Regions from separate parts of the Homo sapiens genome. Here region 1 is linked to region 2. A link is an interaction called in ENCODE POLR2A ChIA-PET data of the cell type or tissue named here. Cell type or tissue: OCI-LY7. All regions are shown on one strand. Each heading gives the region's core, and the rest is flanking DNA. Links, peaks and the distances in the headings are about the cores only.

Region 1 (10,289 bases), core at 1,181-9,180, 350 kb before region 2:
GTGTGCCCCACCCAGCCTCTCCCCCCTGTGCCCCACCCAGCCTCTCCCCCTCTGTGCCCCCACCCAGCCTCTCCCCCTCTGTGCCCCACCCAGCCTCTCCCCCTCTGTGCCCCACCCAGCCTCTCCCCCCTGTGCCCCACCCAGCCTCTCCCCCCTGTGCCCCACCCAGCCTCTCCCCCTCTGTGCCCCCACCCAGCCTCTCCCCCTCTGTGCCCCACCCAGCCTCTCCCCCTCTGTGCCCCACCCAGCCTCTCCCCCCTGTGCCCCACCCAGCCTCTCCCCCTCTGTGCCCCACCCAGCCTCTCCCCCTCTGTGCCCCACCCAGCCTCTCCCCCCCCTGTGCCCCACCCAGCCTCTCCCCCTCTGTGCCCCCACCCAGCCTCTCCCCCCTGTGCCCCACCCAGCCTCTCCCCCTCTGTGCCCCACCCAGCCTCTCCCCCTCTGTGCCCCACCCAGCCTCTCCCCCCTGTGCCCCACCCAGCCTCTCCCCCTCTGTGCCCCACCCAGCCTCTCCCCCTCTGTGCCCCCACCCAGCCTCTCCCCCTCTGTGCCCCCACCCAGCCTCTCCCCCTCTGTGCCCCACCCAGCCTCTCCCCCTCTGTGCCCCACCCAGCCTCTCCCCCTCTGTGCCCCACCCAGCCTCTCCCCCTCTGTGCCCCACCCAGCCTCTCCCCCTCTGTGCTGTGTGCCCCCACCCAGCCTTTCACCCTTCTGTGCTTGGTGGTTTTCTACTCATCATTGAAGACTCAAGCCTGTCGGTCCCCCACGCAGGGAGAGTCCCTGACCATCCCTCCCCTTTCTGGGCTCCCAGGCCTAGGACCCCCACCCCTACCCCCACCCAGTGCTAGCCCACCCCGAGGACTGCTCTGTCCCTCACCCCTGCCACCAGCGTGGGGCCGGCCCTCCGGGCATGGTGACCACTCGGCACGCAAGAGACCCAGTTCATCGACACACACAAAGCCCTCTCCAGCTCCCATCCCATCTCCCTGATGCTCTGCTCCCAGACGCAGCCTCACCACCACCTCTGTCAGGAAAGGGGTCTCTCGGAGGACTCCAGGCAGAAGGGCCCCGGGGAGGATCCGGTCCCATCAAGGAGGCCATGGGAAAATCCCCTTTCTTGGCCGGAAGTCTCGTAAACCCTTACCTTGCACTCAATGATTTACTTTTCTCTCTTAAGTTAAACTGGATCAAGATCTGCGGGTGCCTTTCACAAAGAGATGAGTTAGGCATTGTTGCCGCTGGAGGGCCTGTGGCCACTGCAGTGTTTCCAGGAGACCTCGTTCAGAGCAGGGCGCCGCACCCCGAGGCTGCTCCCTAACCCTACTCCAGGGAGGCGCGGTTGGGGGTCTGGCAGCCTCCGGCTCTCAGCACCCAGGCAGCACCCAGGCTGCAGCGCGTTTAGCCCTCATGGCAGCCCGTTGTGGAGAGGAGAGGCAGATGAGCGCTCCAGGGTCATGGGGAAGCTCCCAGGGCCACGCGGCTGGTGGAGCTGCACCCGGCACCTTCTCGGGGGAGTCAGGGCTGGATGTCTCTACGGCAGGAGCCGGAGGAGCTCAGGAGCGCGCGGGGACAGCAGAACTCTGCCCGCACTCGGGGGAGAGTTGGAGGGTCCACGTCTGCTCCAACATCCTGTGGAAAAGCAAGACGTTCACAGCCAAGGAAGTGCATGATTTCTGAATGTTGTGTGATGTTGCTTTGAGCAGAAAATAGAGGGGGACGGGGACCGGGCTGTGGGATGTGTGGGGTTCTGACTGCCCGGACCTGGGGCGTCCGCCTGGCAGAAAATAAACCAGGTCCCTACTGTGTTCCTCTCTGCTGTGGCCGCCTTAACACATATCACAAGCAGAGGCTCCAGCAACACTGAGCGATTACCTGGCCGCCCTGGGCTCAGAAGCCCAACATGGATCTCACTGGACTCAAGCCACGGTGTGGGCAGGGCTGGTTCCTGCAGCCTTCAGAGGAAGGCCCGTCTCCTGCTCATTTGGTGGCCACAGAATTCAGTGCCTTGTGGTCGTAGGACTGAGATCTGCGTTCTTGCTGTGTGTGTCAGCCGGGGGCCCTTCCCAGCGTTGCTGTGTGTGTCAGCTGGGGGCCCCCCAGCACCCAGAGGCCACCGCTCTTCTCAGTCCTGGCCCCTCGCTCCATTTTCAAAGCCAGCAACGGCCAGTCAAGCCCCCTCACATGGATGCTCCACTGGCACTCATCTCTGAGCAGGGCTGGGAAACCCGTTTGGTTATTACGGAAACAGGTGATTGAAGGTCAGCCTGGATAAGCCAGGTGCTCTGACCCTCCACGTCTGCAACCCCAGTCCCACCTGCGAAGTCCATTTTGCCACATAAAATAACATGCTCCCAGTGTCAAACTCAAACGAGCACATAGAGAGGCATTTTTACGTAAGACATTTTGTTTGGGAAAATACATAAAAACAGAATTGAGACCTGGCGCGGTGGCTCATGCCTGTCATCCCAGCACTTTGGGAGGCTGAGGCGAGCGGATCATGACGTCAGGAGATCGAGACCATCCTGGCTAACACGGTGAAACCCCGTCTCTACTAAAAATACAAAAATTAGCCGGGCGTGGTGGCGGGCGCCTGTAGTCCCAGCTACTCGGGAGGCTGAGGCAGGAGAATGGTGTGAATCTGGGAGGTGGAGGTTGCAGTGAGCCGAGATCACGCCACTCTGCACCCCAGCCTGGGCGACAGGGCGAGACTCCGTCTCAAAACAAAAAACAAACAAAAAAAAACCAAAAAAAACAGAATTGCAATTTCGGGCCTGTACACAGACCGGGAGGTCTTCGGTATATCTGCAGCAGGTTGGGGCTTTTACTAGAAGGAACAATGTTGCGAATCATTTCGAAAGAAAGCTCGCAAGAACTGGAAGCTTTGGGAGCTGGTGAGCTGTGACTGGGAGGGAGGTGGGGGCAGAAGGGACCTGGTGAGCTGTGACTGGGAGGGAGGTGGCGGCAGAAGGCGTCTTCATTTAGCTGAGGTCACCTCCACAGCTCCCAGGTCAAATTGGCTTTAGGGTCACGGCAGGCGGTTTCGGGCGCTGGCCTGTGACGCCGTCCTGGGCAGGCGCGTGCATCTGAATGCTTTTTACCTGGTCTCTCGACTGTTGCGTTGGGTAACTCCCATCCATATCACCAGTTTCACACCAGGTTCCAGGGACGAGGATGTGGACACCGTTGGGGATCACTATTCCTTCTGTGACACCTACCTCATACCACACACAACAGCCCTCAGTGGATACGTGAAAGCTGAAACACAACTTCAAAACTTACAGAAAAAAATGAATGTGACCATGCTTTTGCGCTCCATGTAGGGAGTAATTTTTTTAACAAGACATGTAGAGTGCTAATCATACACGACCAATAAGTCGGCCATATTAAACTGAAGCCTCATGTTCAGGACTCCTCAAAAAAGTGGAAACAGAAGCCACGAATGGGAATGCAGCATCTGTCACATCTATAATTGATTAGTACCCACCATGAATAAATAGCTCCTATAAATGAATAAGAAAATAGATGAGTGCTGGCTGGGTGCGGTGACTCACGCCTGTAATCCCAGCACTTTGGGAGGCCAAGGCAGGCGGATCACAACGCCAAGAGATAGAGACCATCCTGGCCAGCATGGTGAACCCCGTCTCTACTAAAAATACAAAAACTTAGCTGGGCGTGGTGGCGGGCGTCTGTAATCTCAGCTACTTAGGAGGCTGAGGCAGGAGAATGACTTGAACCCAGGAGGCGGAGTTTGCAGTGAGCCAAGATCCTGCCACTGCACTGCGGCCTGGGTTACAGAGTGAGACTCCTCTCAAAAAAAAAAAAAAAGAGCAGAACCCTGGTGATGAGCAGATGTAGGACGTGGGGCAGAACCGTGGTGATTGATGAGCAGATGTAGGAGGTGGAGCAGAACCGTGGTGATTGATAAGCAGATGTAGGAGGTGGAGCAGAACCGTGGTGATGAGCAGATGTAGGGGGTGGGGCAGAACCGTGGTGATGAGCAGATGTAGGAGGTGGAGCAGAATCGTGGTGATTGATAAGCAGATGTAGGAGGTGGAGCAGAACCGTGGTGATGAGCAGATGTAGGAGGTGGAGCAGAATCGTGGTGATTGATAAGCAGATGTAGGAGGTGGAGCAGAACCGTGGTGATGAGCAGATGTAGGAGGTGGAGCAGAACCGTGGTGATTGATAAGCAGATGTAGGAGGTGGAGCAGAACCGTGGTGATGAGCAGATGTAGGAGGTGGAGCAGAACCGTGGTGATTGATGAGCAGATGTAGGAGGTGGAGCAGAACCGTGGTGATTGATGAGCAGATGTAGGAGGTGGAGCAGAACCGTGGTGATTGATGAGCAGATGTAGGAGGTGGGGCAGAACCGTGGTGATGAGCAGATGTAGGAGGTGGAGCAGAACCGTGGTGATTGATGAGCAGATGTAGGAGGTGGAGCAGAACCGTGGTGATTGATGAGCAGATGTAGGAGGTGGAGCAGAACCATGGTGATTGATGAGCAGATGTAGGAGGTGGAGCAGAACCGTGGTGATGAGCAGATGTAGGAGGTGGAGCAGAACCGTGGTGATGAGCAGATGTAGGAGGTGGGGCAGAACCGTGGTGATGAGCTGATGTAGGATGTGGAGCAGAACCGTGGTGATGAGCAGATGTAGGAGGTGGAGCAGAACCGTGGTGATTGATGAGCAGATGTAGGAGGTGGAGCAGAACCGTGGTGATTGATGAGCAGATGTAGGAGGTGGAGCAGAACCGTGGTGATTGATAAGCAGATGTAGGAGGTGGAGCAGAACCGTGGTGATGAGCAGATGTAGGGGGTGGGGCAGAACCGTGGTGATGAGCAGATGTAGGAGGTGGAGCAGAATCGTGGTGATTGATAAGCAGATGTAAGAGGTGGAGCAGAACCGTGGTGATGAGCAGATGTAGGAGGTGGAGCAGAATCGTGGTGATTGATAAGCAGATGTAGGAGGTGGAGCAGAACCGTGGTGATGAGCAGATGTAGGAGGTGGGGCAGAACCGTGGTGATGAGCAGATGTAGGAGGTGGAGCAGAACCGTGGTGATGAGCAGATGTAGGAGGTGGGGCAGAACCGTGGTGATGAGCTGATGTAGGAGGTGGAGCAGAACCGTGGTGATTGATGAGCAGATGTAGGTGGTGGGGCAGAACCGTGGTGATGAGCAGATGTAGGACGTGGGGCAGAACTGTGGTGATTGATGAGCAGATGTAGGAGGTGGAGCAGAACCGTGGTGATGAGCAGATGTAGGGGGTGGGGCAGAACCGTGGTGATGAGCAGATGTAGGGGGTGGAGCAGAACCGTGGTGATGAGCAGATGTAGGAGGTGGAGCAGAACCGTGGTGATGAGCAGATGTAGGAGGTGGAGCAGAATCGTGGTGATGAGCAGATGTAGGAGGTGGAGCAGAACCGTGGTGATTGATGAGCAGATGTAGGAGGTGGAGCAGAACCGTGGTGATGAGCAGATGTAGGAGGTGGAGCAGAACCGTGGTGATGAGCAGATGTAGGAGGTGGAGCAGAACCGTGGTGATGAGCAGATGTAGGAGGTGGAGCAGAATCGTGGTGATGAGCAGATGTAGGAGGTGGAGCAGAACCGTGGTGATTGATGAGCAGATGTAGGAGGTGGAGCAGAACCGTGGTGATGAGCAGATGTAGGAGGTGGAGCAGAACCGTGGTGATGAGCAGATGTAGGAGGTGGGGCAGAACCGTGGTGATGAGCTGATGTAGGAGGTGGAGCAGAACCGTGGTGATTCATAAGCAGATGTATTAGGTGTTGCTGTTGCTGGGGCTGTGGCAGGAAGTGGTTGATCACATTCCTATTCTCCAGTTGGGTAATGAGCTCATGGTTGAATCGTGAATGGGTAAATGAATGGGTGGATGGAAATAATTATGGTTCACCTAATTTTATGCCCCTAAGGTCCTTGCAAAAGAAAACGGAGGGAGGAGAGAGAGGAGAAAGGGGAAGAAGTCGCATTCAAATTCACTCTCGCCAGTCTCTAAAATGGCAGATTCGTTTTGAAACAACTCCAGATTAAGCCTACAGAGGGAAGGCATGGCTGATTCTGCTGAGCACCTATTACAGCTTCAGCAGCATACCTCGTTTCGGTCCACAACAGCTGTGTAAGATTGTGACGGAGCTGGAAAGTTCCTGTTGCCTAGTGAGGTCATGTCCTAGCGCAGAACGCAGAATCACGAAGAGTGACGAATGCCCGCCGTCAACTGCTGGCCGGGCTGCGTGTCATGCAGCAACGCACAACGGAAGCACACCCTTCTCCTGTTCCCAGTGGTCAGAGCCACCCAAGTCGGGGGTGTGGGCCCCCAGCACTTCTACTTCAGGATGGAGACCCCCTGCTGCCTGGCTCCCTCCCCAGGCCCGCCAGGCTAGTCCCCTCCCCTGTCCCTCTCTCAGGCCTGCTCTCATAGCCACGCGGGCCTTTCTGCTGCACACGCCAGCTCAGTTCGGGGCTCAGTAACCCCCTCCCAATTCAGGGGCATGACTCCTTCCAGATTCTCCTTAAATATCACCTCCTCCAAAAAGCCTTCCCCAATCACCTCGTCTAAAGTAGGGCCCCCTCATTTTTCTACCTAAATCTATGGGGAGTTTGTTTGCTTAGTTGCATGTATCATGATCTTGCTTTGTGTTGACTTTTTACATATTTATTGTCTTTTTATCTCATTAGCATATGTGCTCCAATAGGGTGGAGACTGTGATTTATCTTGTTCATGCCTGGACTTCCAGCAGCATTCAGAACAGAACTTCTTTCTTTCTTTCTTTCTTTTGAGATGGAGTTTCGCTCGTGTTGCCCAGGCTGGAGTGCAGTGGTGCGACCTCGGCTCGCCGCAACCTCCGCCTCTTGGGTTCAAGCATTTCTCCTACTTCAGCCTCCGGAGTAGCTGGGATTACAGGCGCGCGCCACCACGCCTGGCTAATTGTATTTTTAGTAGAGTTGGGGTTTCTCCGTGTTGGTCAGGCTGGTCTCGAACTCCCGTCCTCAAGTGATCCGCCCGCCTCGGCCTCCCAAAGTGCAGAAGAGAATTCCAGGAAGCCTCGAGAGTGAGTGACGGCCCGCGGCCCCCGGCGAGGAGGCAGCAATACCACAGGCGACCACCAGCTGCCGCCGCAGTCAAGGGCAGTTGGTCTCCCCTCGCCAGGATTAACCCTGGACCGAGGGCTCCCGAACCGAATCGTCCCCACAGCCTGTCCTGCGAGGGCGGCTTTCCCCATTACCACCCTCGTTTCACCAAGGAGAAAACGAGCTCAGAGAGGCAGTGCATTGGCCCGGGATTGCACCGGGCGCGAACCCACGTCAGCTCCCGCAGAACCTAGATCATTCGCTGCCACCTCCCTCCGGGCCTGCTCTCGCAGTGTTGGGTGGGAACAGAACAGCCTTGGTCGTGGCTGAGGAGAAATCCCACAGATGTCACTGGACGAGGGTGACGGGTGGGGCCGGGCTTTCCCCTGGGTACAGGCACAACCGTGCTCTTCCCTCGCACAGTGACCCGCGGTGTCATCCACAATTCACAGCCTGTTTCCCAGAGGAGGGGCTCGGAGCGGTGCCCTCCAGGTGCCGCCAGCAACACAAGGCCCAGACTACAGAACACCAAATACTGTGATGAGAAATTACTTCCCTTTTCCTTCAGGGCCAGTCCTGGCTACCCCAAGGGGAAAGTCGCAGCTTGGTGCAAATGAAAGTTCAACTGTCCCCAGCATTGTCAATGGTTTTTACAGAGAGAGAGCAGGCCCAAGCCTGGGGCAGAGCATAGGAGCTGGTTAGTAACCTTGTTTTGTTCTCACTGCTGTTTGTTTGCATGCCTTTCTGGCTTTGTTTGTGTTGTTGTTTTGAAATAATTGCGAACTTTCAAGAAAAGTAGTATCATTTTGAAAGAAAGCTCCCTGGAACTGATGAAGTGGGAGGGAGGTGGGGGCAGAAGGCGCCTGGTGAGCTGTGACTGAGAGGGAGGTGGGGGCAGAAGGCGCCTGGTGAGCTGTGACCGGGAGGGAGGTGGGGGCAGAAGGCGCCTGGTGAGCTGTGACTGGGAGGGAGGTGGGGGCAGAAGGCGCCTGGTGAGCTGTGACTGGGAGGGAGGTGGGGGCAGAAGGTTTCTTTGTGTCACTGAGGTCACGTCGGCAAACATAGTTATCGTTATCCTCCTATTTGCCTAGGGAAAGCACCAGGATGTTTAATGCCTACAGTCCAAAATTGGTTGGTGGAAGTACCTACTGTCAGTCCCATCAGTAGATTCACTTATCACATGGTAAGCGGGATGTCACTCAGGCCACGGGTAAATTATTTACAAGACTTTTCTTATCAAAGATCATTAAAATTTAGACCTATAGGGAAACCTTGCCCCAAGGAAATTCCCAAAGGATCAAAAAATACAGAAGTTTTAGTTTGGAAAGAATGTGTGGCCAATAGTGCGGTGATATTACAAAACAATGAATTCGGAACTATTATAGATTGGGCACCTCGAGTCAATTCTACCACAGTTGCTCAGGACAAACTCGGTCGTGTCCAAGTGCACAAGTGAGTCCAGCTGTTGATAGCGACTTAACAGAAACTCTAGACAAACATAAGCATAAAAAATTACAGTCTTTCTACCCTTGGGTATGGGGAGAAAAAGGAATCTCTACCCCAAGACCAAAAATAATAAGTCCTGTTTCTGGTCCTGAACATCCAGAATTATGGAGGCTTACTGTGGCCTCACACCACATTAGAATTTGGTCTGGAAATCAAACTTTAGAAACAAGAGATTGTAAGCCATTTTATACTATCCACCTAAATTCCAGTCCAACGGTTCCTTTACAAAGTTGCGTAAAGCCCCCCCTTATATGCTAGTTGTAGGAAATATAGTTATTAAACCAGACTCTCAAACTATAACCTGTGAAAACTGCAGATTGTTTACTTGCATTGATTTGACTTTTAATTGGCAACACCGTATTCTGCTGGGGAGGGCAAGAGAGGGCGTGTGGGTCCCCGTGTCCACGGACTGACCGCAGGAGGCCTTGCCATCCGTCCGTATTTTGACTGAAGTATTAAAAGGCGTTTTAAATAGATCCAAAAGATTCATTTTTACTTTAATTGCAGTGATTATGGGATTAATTGCAGTCACAGCTACGGCTGCTGTAGCAGGAGTTGCATTGCACTCTTCTGTTCAGTCGGTAAACTTTTAATGATTGGCAAAAAAATTCTACAAGATTATGGAATTCACAATCTAGTATTGATCAAAAATTGGCAAATCAAATAATGATCTTAGACAACCTGTCATTTGGATGGGAGACAGGCTCATGAGCTTAGAACATTATTTCCAGTTACAGTGTGACTGGAATACGTCAGACTTTTGTATTACACCCCAAATTTATAATGAGTCTGAGCATCACTAGGACATAGTTAGACGCCATCTACAGGGAAGAGAAGATAATCTCACTTTAGACATTTCCAAATTGAAAGAACAAATTTTCGAAGCATCAAAAGCCCATTTAAATTTGGTGCCAGGAATGGAGGCAATCGCAGGAGTGGCTGATGGCCTCGCAAATCTTAACCCTGTCGCTTGGGTTACGACCATCGGAAGTTCTATGATTATAAATCTCATATTAATCCTTGTGTGCCTGTTTTGTCTGTTGTTAGTCTGCAGGTGTACCCAACAGCTCCGAAGAGACAGCGACCATCGAGAACGGGCCATGATGACGATGGCGGTTTTGTCGAAAAGAAAAGGGGGAAATGTGGGGAAAAGCAAGAGAGATCAGATTGTTACTGTGTCTGTGTAGAAAGAAGTAGACATGGGAGACTCCATTTTGTTCTGTACTAAGAAAAATTCTTCTGCCTTGAGATTCGGTGACCCCACCCCCAACCCCGTGCTCTCTGAAACATGTGCTGTGTCCACTCAGGGTTGAATGGATTAAGGGCGGTGCGAGACGTGCTTTGTTAAACAGATGCTTGAAGGCAGCATGCTCGTTAAGAGTCATCACCACTCCCTAACCTCAAGTACCCAGGGACACAAACACTGCGGAAGGCCGCAGGGTCCTCTGCCTAGGAAAGCCAGGTATTGTCCAAGGTTTCTCCCCATGTGACAGTCTGAAATATGGCCTCGTGGGAACGGAAAGACCTGACCGTCCCCCAGCCCGACACCCGTAAAGGGTCTGTGCTGAGGAGGATTAGTAAAAGGAAGGAATGCCTCTTGCAGTTGAGACAAGAGGAAGGCATCTGTCTCCTGCCCCTCCCTGGGCAATGGAATGTCTCGGTATAAAACCCGATTGTACGTTCCATCTACTGAGATAGGGAA
Region 2 (10,289 bases), core at 950-8,949:
TGTTGCCCAGGCTGGAGTGCAGTGGCGCGATCTCGGCTCATGCAACCTCTGCCTCCTGGGTTCAAGCCATTCTCCTGTCTCGGCCTCCAAGTAGCTGGGATTACAGGTGCCGACCACCACGCCTGGCTAATTTTTGTATTTTTAGTAGAGACGGGGGTTTCACCATGTTGGGCAGGCTGGTCTAGAACTCCTGACCTCAGGTGATCCTCCCACCTCAGCCTCCCAAAGTGCTGGGATTACAAGCGTGAGCCACTGCGCCCGGCCATTCATTCATTTTTGAGACAGAGCCTCATGCTGCTGCCCAGGCTGGAGTAGGGTGGTGGGGTCATGGCTCACTGCCCCCTGGACCTCCCAGGCTCAAGCAGTCCTCCCACCTTAGCCTCCCGAGTAGCTGGGACTACAGGCGCACACCACCACACCTTGATAATATTTTTTATTTTTATTTTTGGTAGAGATGGGGTCTTACTAGATTGCCTAGGCTGGTCTCGAACTCCTGGGCTGGAGTAATCCTCCCACCTCGGCCTCCCAAAGTGCTAAAATTACAGGCGTGAGCAGCTGTGGTTTTGCTTTTGTTTTGTTTTGCGACAGGGTCTCACTCTGTTGCCCACGCTGGAGGGCAGTGGCGCGATCTCGGCTCACTGCAGCCTCGACCTCCCGGGTTCAAGTGATTCTCCCACCTCAGCCTTCTGAGTAGTTGGGAGCAATTCTCGTGCCTCAGCCTCCACGCCCAGCTAATTTTTGTATTTCTTGGTGGAGACAAGGTTTTGCCATGTTGGCCAGGCTGGTCTCGAACTCCTGACCTCAAGTGATCCGCCTGCCTCAGCTGCCCCCTGATATTTGTTAAGCGCCTACCACATACCAGCCCTGGGAGGTGAGGCTACAGCTGCACTGGGTGGGCTGTTTTCAAAAGACAATGATTGGGCCGGGCGCGGTGGCTCACGCCTGTAATCCCAGCACTTTGGGAGGCCAAGGCGGGCGGATCACCTGAGGTCAGGAGTTCGAGACCAGCCTGGCCAACATGGTGAAACCCCTGTCTCTACTAAAAGATACAAAAATTAGCCGGGCGTGGTGGCAGGCACCTGTCATCCCAGCTACTCAGGAAGCTGAGGCAGGAGAATCGCTTGAACCCAGGAGGCGGAGGCTGCAGTGAGCTGAGATCCTGCCACTGCACTCCAGCCTGGGAGACAGCAAGACTCCATCTGAAAAAACAAACAAAACCACAATGATTGGATAAGAGCGAGTCTGGGGTTGAATCCGGACTTGGATCCTTTGCTGTGCGTCCTTGGGAGGCTCGTCTCCCTGTCTGGGCTTTTGCAAGCCCAGGCTTGGGAGGTGGGGCTGGTGGGTCTTTCATCCTCTGTTTGCCCCTCCTGGGGCTGCAGAGTAGGTCTTGGTGGGCAGGAGGGTGCAGAGAGGACTGTCCTGATCTGTCTTATGGTCTGGGCCAGGAGGTGATACACTTCCTTCTTCCCGAAACACCCTTCTCTGGCCTTTGATGCCTGGTGAACTCCTATGTATCCTTGGTGGCCCTGCCTCAATGTCCCCTTCTCCCCAAACCCTTCCTGGTCGCTAGGCAGAGCCTCGTCCCCTCCTGTCCTGGCTTCCTTGGCCGCTGAGGGGGCAGGGAGGGCCCCACTTTACAGAAGGGGAAACTGGGGTTCAGAGATGAAATCCCTTGCCCTGGTTACCCCTAGGGGAAGAGGCAGAGCTGGGATTTGAACCGCGTCTGACGGACAGCAGGGCTCAGTGAACCAGAGCTTGACCTTATCTCCCTCCCGCAGGGTCCTGGCGGCAGAGACCACGTCCCAGCAGGAGCGGCTGCAGGCCATCGCAGTGAGTTTCCGCCGCCCCGCAGACGGTGTGGTCAGGGTGGGGAAGTGGGGGGACCTGGGGTCTCGGGCCCTGGACCTGTCCTAGGACCTGGAACCAGGGCATGGTGGGTGGTGAGTTATTTGCTTGGGAAACTTGGATCCTGCTGACCCGCAGAGAATGGAAGTGGAGACCCCCTGAGTCGGCAGCTCCTGGACCCCCGGCCTCGCTCTGCCTGATGGGTCGGTGGGGAAACTGAGGCTGGCATTCCCTGGAACCCTGCCCTCGTCCTGCAGGAAAATAAACTTTGGTGATGGGAGCACAGATGTGCTTTGGTGCCATCTTGGTGGCCTCTGGCCCAAGAAGGCCCTCTTGGTGTCCGCAGACCCCTCTCTGTGACCCGACCCTCCTGTGACGTGGCCCGATTCCTGGGTTCAAGTGACTCTCCTGCCTCAGCCTCTCGAGTAGCTGGGATTATGAGTGACCGCCACGACGCTGGGCTAATTGTTGTATTTTTAGTAGAGATGGGGTTTCACCATGTTGGCCAGGCTGGTCTTGAACTCCTGAACTCAAGTGATCCTCCCGCCTTGGCCTCCCAAAGTGCTGGGATTACAGGCGTGAGCCACCGTGCCCGGCCAGTCATTGATTTTCGAGACAGGGTCTTGCGCTGCTGTCCCGGGCTGGAGTACAGTGGTGCGATCCGCTGTCACCTGGAAGCCAGTGGGCCACGAGGATCCCCGGACAGAGGAAGCAGGATCGGGCTGGGCAGAGCCTTGTGTGGGGGTGGGGGGGTCTCCGGGACCCCCACGCCCATCCCTGACCCCACCCGGCCCTCCCCACAGGAGAAGCGGAAGCGGCAGGCGGAGATCGAGAACAAGCGCCGGCAGCTGGAGGACGAGCGGAGGCAGCTGCAGCACCTGAAGGTACGAGCGGGGCAGGGACCCAGGGTCAGGGAGTGCAGGCGGCTGTGAGGCGGAGGCCCCGGACTCCTGCCCAACCCTGACCCTGACCCCAATCCCAACCTGACCCTGACCCTGCCTCCAGCCCTGACCCTGACCCCGACCCTGACCCCGACCCCGACCCCGACCCTGACCCCAACCTGACCCCGACCCTGACCCCAACCTGACCCTGACCCCGACCCTGACCCTGATCTCAGTCCTGACTCTGACCCTGACCTGACCCCAACCTCAATCCTGACCCTGACCTTGACTCTGACCCAGACCCTGACCCCCAACCTCGATTGTGATTCTGACCTCAGCACTGATCCCAACCATAACCCTGACCCCAACCTTGGTCCTGCCTCAACCCCGACCCTGATCCTGACCCTGACCTCAGTCTTAAGTCTTAACCCTGGCCCTGGTCCTGCCCACGACTCTGACCTGGATCCCTGCTGCTCAGTCCAAGGCACTGCGGGAGCGCTGGCTGCTGGAGGGGACGCCGTCCTCGGCCTCAGAGGGGGATGAGGACCTGAGGAGGCAGATGCAGGACGACGAGCAGAAGACACGGCTGCTGGAGGACTCGGTGTCCAGGTGGGGGCTGCAGCGTGGGTGCCACCGGGCTGGGTGGGGCCTCGGGGGCCGCTGGCTCCCGGGAGGGTGTGGGCTGGGAAGAGTCGTCAGTGTGCTTTGAGGGAGATGCGTGGACCGGGCAGGCCAGGACCCAACATGCTTTGAGGGGGACGCAGGACGGGACAGATCAGGTTGGGGCATCCACCTGGGTCTGGGGCAGCTTGCTGGGGGCAGAGGCTGGCTGCGTGGCCTCAGGCAGGGAGATACCCCTTTCCCTTCCCACCGCCCTCGTTTGAGCCAGCGAGGGACGTGGCGTCGAGCTCCTGGGTCCCTGGAGCTGGCCAGCGGGGGACGTGACGTCGAGCTCGTGGGTCCCTGGAGCTGGGTGTTGCCGGCATTGGCCTCCCTGGGGGCTTCCTGGCGCCAGCCCAGCTGGCGGGCAAGCGCTCCCATGGTTCGAACGGGATGGATGCAGAGCAGCTGGGCCCGCAGGAAGCTCGGGCGGGGGCAGGAAGGGGACAGGATGGGGAAAGTGGCAATCCCTGTGGGGGCTGGGACCAAAGGCCTGGAGTTTCCGGCGGGCGGGAGGCCCAGGCTGTGCTCGGGGGCAGCAGGGTCAGGGTGGAGGGAAGTGACGACCAAGATTCCAAACGTCTGCCCTGGCCAGGGAAGGTGCCCAGAGGCGGGAGGCCGGCCGGATCACACGGACCTCGCAGGCCCTTCCCAGACGCTGGGTTCTGACCCCGTGGGGGCCCCTCCCTGCCCAGTTCTGCCCATTTGCTTTGAAGAAAGCACGTTGGGGGTGTTCGGGATGGACTTCCCTCCTGGGCAGGGCGTGTAAAGGCATGGACAGGCCGGGTGCGGTGGTTCACACCCCTGATCCCAGCACTTTGGGAAGCCGAGGCAGGAGGATCACTTGAGATCAGAGGTTCGAGACCAACCTGACCAACATCGTGAAACCCCATCTTTACTAAAAATACAAAAATTAGCCTGGTGTGGTGGTGCCCAGCCTGTAATCCCAGCTACTCCGGAGGCTGAGGCAGAAGAAGGCCAGGCGCGGTGGCTCAAGCCTGTAATCCTGGCACTTTGGGAGACCGAGGTGGGTGAATCACGAGGTCAGGAGATCGAGACCATCCTGGCTAACACAGTGAAACCCCGTCTCTACTAAAAATACAAAAAAATTAGCCAGGCGTGGTGGCGGGCACCTGTAGTCCCAGCTACTCATGAGACTGAGGCAGGAGAATGGCGTGAACCCGGGAGGCGGAGCTTGCAGTGAGCCAAGATCTCACCGCTGCACTCTGGCCTGGGCAACAGAGTGAGACTGGGTCTCAAAAAATAAATAAATAAATAAAAATAAAGGCATGGACATGCTGGGCGTGGGTGGGGCTCACACCTGTAATGCCAGCACTTTGGGAGGCCGAGGCAGGAGGATCACCTGAGGTCAGAGATTTGAGACCAGCCTGGCCAAGATGGCGAAACCCAGTCTCTACTAAAAATGCAAAAATTAGGTGGATTAGTGGCGGGCGCCTGTAATCCCAGCTACTGGGGAGGCTGAGGCAGGAGAATTGCTTGAACCCAGGAGGCGGAGGTTTCAGTGAGCCGAGATCAAGCCACTGCACTCCAGCCTGGGGGACAGAGCGAGAATCTGTCTAAAAAAGGAAGGTATGGACAGGGTGGGGCAGTTCTGGTGGGTTTGGGGCCTTGGAATGAGCCGAGTGTTACCCACTCCCTGGGCCTCAGTTTCCTCACCTGTGAACCAGGGAGGCAAAAATCCCACGGTGCGTCTTTTTTTTTTTTTTTTTTTTTTTTTGAGAAGGAGTCTCGCTCTGTCGCCCAGGCTGGAGTGCGGTGGCGCGATCTCAGCTCACTGCAAGCTCCGCCTCCCGGGTTCACGCCATTCTCCTGCCTCAGCCTTCTGAGTAGCTGGGATTACAGGTGCCCGCCACGCCTGGCTAATTTTGCATTTTTAGTAGAGACGGGGTTTCACCATGTTGGTTAGGCTGGTCTCGAACTCCCAACCTCAGCTGATCCGCCCGCCTCTGCCTTCCAAAGTGCTGGGATTACAGGTGTGAGCCACTGCGCCTGGCCCCACTGTGCATCTTAATTCCAGCAAACATTAAGCACCAGCTGTGTCCCTGGGCTGGACGGGATGTTCAGACCGAGGTGGGGCTGAGACGGGCCTGGCCCTGTCTGCAGAGAGGTGGATGGTCAGACACCTGGGCGAAGGCAGTGGGAGTTACTGGCCGTGGGGGCTGGGCACACTGGTGTTCTTTTCACGCGGCCCTAGTGGGCACAGGCTCAGGCCCCTCGATGGAGGGTGAAGACCTGGCTTGAGGCCTAGTTTGCTTTCAGAGGCTTCAGCTTCACCCCTCCCCAGGGCAGCCTGCTTCTCAGGTGCTGAAACTGAGCTGCTCTGGGTCTCCACTACCCACCTTCTGCCTGCTCAGGGGCTCTGCCCAGGCACCTCCTGCAGGAAGCCCTCCAGGCTGACTGTGGGCTCCCAGACACCTCCTGCAGGAAGCCCTCCAGGCGGCTGTGGGCTGGACCCCTCTTCTGGTTGGAGGGGACACAAGTCTGGCTCTGTGTCCAACCTGTCAGCCTGGGCCCACCTTGTTAGACTTACGCACTCAGCCCTCGTCTGTCCTGTCCTCAGGCTGAGGCTGAGCTGCCGTGAATGTCGCCCGCCCTTGCCAGACCCCGGGGCTGGGATTTCATATCCCGGTTTTGTTTTCCTGGATCTGCTTGTCCCGTTATCTCTTCTAATACTTGGAAAGTGACATGGTTTTTCCAGTTTCCCTGGTGAGATAAAGTTTCCTGTTAAAATGTGCAAATTTGAGCGGGAAAGGAGAGTTCATTTGATACAGACAGTGACATAAACAGCGCAGGCCAGGGGTCAGGGGACACAGGGAGTCAGCCCTGGTTTGGATCCCGCCTCTGCTACCTGCTGGCCATGTGGCTTTTGCACTCCGTGCCTCAGTTTCCCCCATCATGAAAGAGCACGATGCCTCTTGGGGCTGCCTGGGAGCCTTAAATTCAGAGAGCTAGGCCGAGTGCGGTGGGTCACGCCTGGAATCCCAGCACTTTGGGAGGATGAGGCGGGCAGATCACCTGAGGTCGGGAGTTCAAGACCAGCCTGGCCAACATGGTGAAACCCTGTCTCTGCTAAAAATACAAAAAATTAGCTGGGTGTGGTGGTGCACGCCTGTAATCCCAGCTACTCGAGACCCTGAGGCAGGAGGATCACTTGAACCCGGGAGGTGGAGGTTGCAGCGAGCCAAGATCACGCCATTGCACTCCAGCCTGGGCAACAAGAGCGAGAATCTGTCTCAAAAAAAAGACACTGGGGAGCTGTCGTACAGAAGGTGCCCAGAGCCCCACCGGGGATGCAGGAGTCACCCTCACAGGCACACCCTCTCCCCAGGTTGGAGAAGGAAATTGAGGTGCTGGAGCGTGGAGACTCCGCCCCAGCCACTGCCAAGGAGAACGCGGCGGCCCCGAGCCCAGTCCGGGCCCCAGCCCCGAGTCCAGCCAAGGAGGAGCGCAAGACAGAGGTGGTGATGAATTCACAGCAGGTAAGGGGGTGACTGGGGGGAGCGGATCCCCAGGCACCCACTCCCGCTGGCCCCAGAGCGAGGCCCCAGCCCTTCCATGTCAGCGTAGCTGAGGGGACAGGCACAGACTAGAGCCAGGCACTTGATTTCCAGCTCACCGGAGCCACTTCCCAGCTGTGTGAGCCGGGACACGTGGTTTCGCCTTGCTGGGCCTCGGTTTCCCCATCTGTAAGATGGGGGAGTAATCAGAGCAGCCACCGCTGGGGGCATCAGAAGGACTCAGGGAAGCAGGAGACCCACCTGGGGGCATCAGAAGGGCTCAGGGAAGCAGGAGACCCACCTGGGGGCATCAGAAGGGCTCAGGGAAGCAGGAGACCCGCCTGGGGGCGTCAGAAGGGCTCAGGGAGCAGCAGGAGACCCGGTGCTGGTGGGTGTGGTCATAGTGTTTTTTTGCTTTTGTTGTTTTTTGAGACTCGTTCTGTTGCCCAGGCTGGAGTGTAGTGGTACAGTCTGCAACCTCCACCTCCCAGGTTCAAGCAATTCTCCTGCCTCAGCCTCCCAAGTAGCTGGGACTACAGGCGCCTGCCACCATACCCGGCTAATTTTTTTGTATTTTTAGTAGAGATGAGGTTTCCCCATGTTGGCCAGGCTGGTCCCAAACTCCTGACCTCAGGTGATCCACCCAACCTCGGCCTCCCAAATTGCTGGGATTACACGCATGAGTCACCTTACTTGGCCTGGTTATTTTGTTTCTGTGTTTGTTTTTGACACAGGGTCTCACTCTGTCACCCAGGCCAGCCAGAGTGCAGTGGCACAATCACAGCTCACTGCAGCCTCGACTTCCCCAGCTCCAGCGATCCTCCTGCCTCCGCCTCCCGAGTAGCTGGGACCACAGGCACGCACCACCACGCCCGGCTAATTTCTGTATTTTTGGTAGAAACGGGGTCTCTGCTGTCCAGGCTGGGGTTTTCATGGTTTCTATCGATCACCTGCATCTGTTTCATGTGGCCAAGGCTCCTGAAAGCCCTTCCTGTGGGAACAGTATCCCCGTGTGATGGAAGTAAAAATCGCAGCCCACAGAGGCAGAGAGGCTGGCTCAAGGCCACACAGCTGAGTGGTCCTTAGTGGAGTCGGCTGTTAATTCTGGCATCTGCCATCTAAGCCAGACGATGTTAAAACCAGACCCTTGGCCGGGCTTAGTGGCTCACGCCTGTAATCGCAGCACTTTGGGAGGCCGAGGCAGGCACATCATTTGAGGTCAGGAGTTCAAGACCAGCCTGACCAACATGATAAAACCCCATATCTACTAAAAATACAAAAATTAACCAGATGTCGTGGCCGGCACCTGTAATCTCAGCTGCTCGGGAGGCTGAGGCTGAGAATCACTTGTACCCAGGGGGCAGAGGTTGCAGTGAGCTGAGATCACGCCACTACACTCCAGCCTGGGAGACAGAGCAAGATTCTTTCTAAAAAAAAAAACCTGGTTCTGGGCACAGTCCTGGACCTCACTGAGCTCACGTCAGGTGGGAAGATGGCGTGTATTGGGGACCACCCAGGGAGGGTGGTCAGGCCGAAGAGGTGGGAAGCCCAGGGCGCTGTGGAATCCCCAAGGAAGTGCCTCATTCGTGGGAGGGCTGGGCAGGCGACCTGGAGGATGTGGGTTTCGTGGGAGGGCTGGGCAGGCGACCTGGAGGACGTGGGGTGGTTTTTTTGTGTTTTTTTTTTTGAGACAGAGTTTCACTCTTGTTACCCAGGCTGGAGTGCAATGGCACGATTTCAGCAACCTCTACCTCCTGGGTTCAAGTGATTCTCCTGCCTTAGCCTCCTAAGTATCTGGGATTGCAGGCGCCCGCCACCACGCCCAGCTAATTTTGTATTTTTAGTAGAGACAGGGTTTGGCCATGTTGGTCAGGCTGGTCTCGAACTCCTGACCTCAGGTGATCCGCCCGCCTCGGCCTCCCAAAGTGCTGGGATTAGAGGCATGAGCCACCGTGCCCAGCCAAGGAAGTGGGTTTTGAAGGTTGAATAGGAGTTCTCCAGGTGCTTTTCCCTGAAGGTTGTTTGAGCATGGACTAGTGCTGTCATGGGAGACTCAGCAATACACATGCACGGCCCCTGCCTTCCTGACGGGCACACCCAGTGACGTGATGAGGGAAGAGTGCACTGAGGGAGCATCAGACACCACAGCCCTGAGACAGGAGTGTGTCCCAGAAACAGCAAGAAGACCAGGGATGCCAGGGCACAGTTCAGGGAGAGGGGCCTGTGTGCAGGGTCTGACCATGCAGGGCAGAACGGGTTCAGACAGGCGACACTAGACCCTGAGCCTCGCACAGTGGCTCCCAGGAGGCCAAGGGAGGAGGATCGCTTGAGAGCAGGAGTGGACGAGACTGGAGGGGGCACGGAGGAGCCGGCTGGATTCAGGGTGGCCTGCGGGAGCCGCTGATGCGGGGGTATGTGGGGAGGGAGGGAAGAAATGAGATGGAGCGGACGTGGTGGCTCAGCCTGTAATCCCGGCACTTTGGGAGGCCGAGGTGGGTGGATCACCTGAGGTCAGGGGATCGAAACCAGCCTGGCCAACATGGAGAAACCCCGTCTCTACTAAAAATACAAAATTAGCCAGGTGCGATGACGCAGGCCTGTAACCCCAGCTACTGGGGAGGCTGAGGCACGAGAATCGCTTGAACCCAGGAGGCGGAAGTTGCAGTGAGCCAAGATTGCCCCATTGCACTCCGGCCTGGGCGACAAGAGCGAAACTCCATCTCAATAAAAAGAAAAAAGAAAGATGACCTCTGTGTTTCTGGCCAGAGTCCCAAGAGGATAGGATGAGAAGCGGGTGCGTATGACGTCACCCACTGTGCCATGCCCTCCCCAGGCTCCTGACCCCATGGCTCCCCTTCCTCTTCCCGGGGATGCTGACGCCCCTGACCCTTCTCTCTTCTTTCTTGCAGACGCCGGTGGGCACGCCCAAAGGTAGGACCTCTGGAAGGAACTCGTGGGGCCTCGGCGCACTCTGGTGGCCAGAGAGGGGATGGCAGGGCGGGGAGTGAAGCTACAAAGTTGCTCGGTGCCTCACGCCTGTGATCCCAGCACTTTGGGAGGCCGAGGCGGGTAGATCTCCTGAGGTCAGGAGTTCGAGACCAGCCTGACCAACATGGCGAAACTCAGTGTCTACTGAAAAAATGCAAAGACAATTAGCCGGGTGTGGTGGCTCATGCCTGTAATCCCAGCACTTTGGGAGGCTGAGGCAGGAGGATCGATCGCTTGAGCCCAGGAGTTCAAGAGCATGCTGGGCAACACAGGGAGACCCTGTCTCTGCCAAACATAAAAAAATTAGCCGCCGGCCAGGCCCAGTGGCTCAGACCTGTAACCCCAGCGCTCTGGGAGGCTGAGACAGGTGGATCCCTTGAGGTCAGGAGTTCAA

What was found. Peaks named below come from ENCODE experiments on the same cell type or tissue, not always from the same donor. Only the 100,000 strongest peaks of a DNase experiment are listed, where the experiment ranks them.
Region 1: POLR2A ChIA-PET joins it to region 2 with 6 read pairs; 1 of 35 experiments calls an interaction of 5 or more read pairs at or near these places.

Annotation. Positions count from the first base shown.
Region 1 is chr19:376,952-387,240 of GRCh38, forward strand. LOC124904606 (a long non-coding RNA gene) reads left to right here and starts at 5,599. Exons shown (of 3, transcript XR_007067071.1): 1 at 5,599-5,630; 2 at 5,667-7,778; 3 at 8,173-9,730. RefSeq lists enhancers at 5,782-5,881, 6,042-6,111, 6,857-7,383, 7,192-7,391, 7,384-7,910 and 3 more. In OCI-LY7, for the core only: CTCF peaks have their summits at 7,151 and 7,359; DNase peaks (open chromatin) are centred at 5,209, 5,798 and 8,120; H3K4me3 peaks cover 1,885 bases; H3K27ac peaks cover 3,260 bases.
Region 2 is chr19:724,357-734,645 of GRCh38, forward strand. PALM (paralemmin) reads left to right here. Exons shown (of 9, transcript NM_002579.3): 2 at 1,782-1,833; 3 at 2,652-2,732; 4 at 3,208-3,338; 5 at 6,739-6,889; 6 at 9,817-9,838. Among named protein-coding and RNA genes, the nearest start is that of PALM, 21 kb to the left of the region's middle. RefSeq lists an enhancer at 9,949-9,998. In OCI-LY7, for the core only: CTCF peaks have their summits at 7,100 and 7,301; a DNase peak (open chromatin) is centred at 5,320; H3K27ac peaks cover 1,435 bases.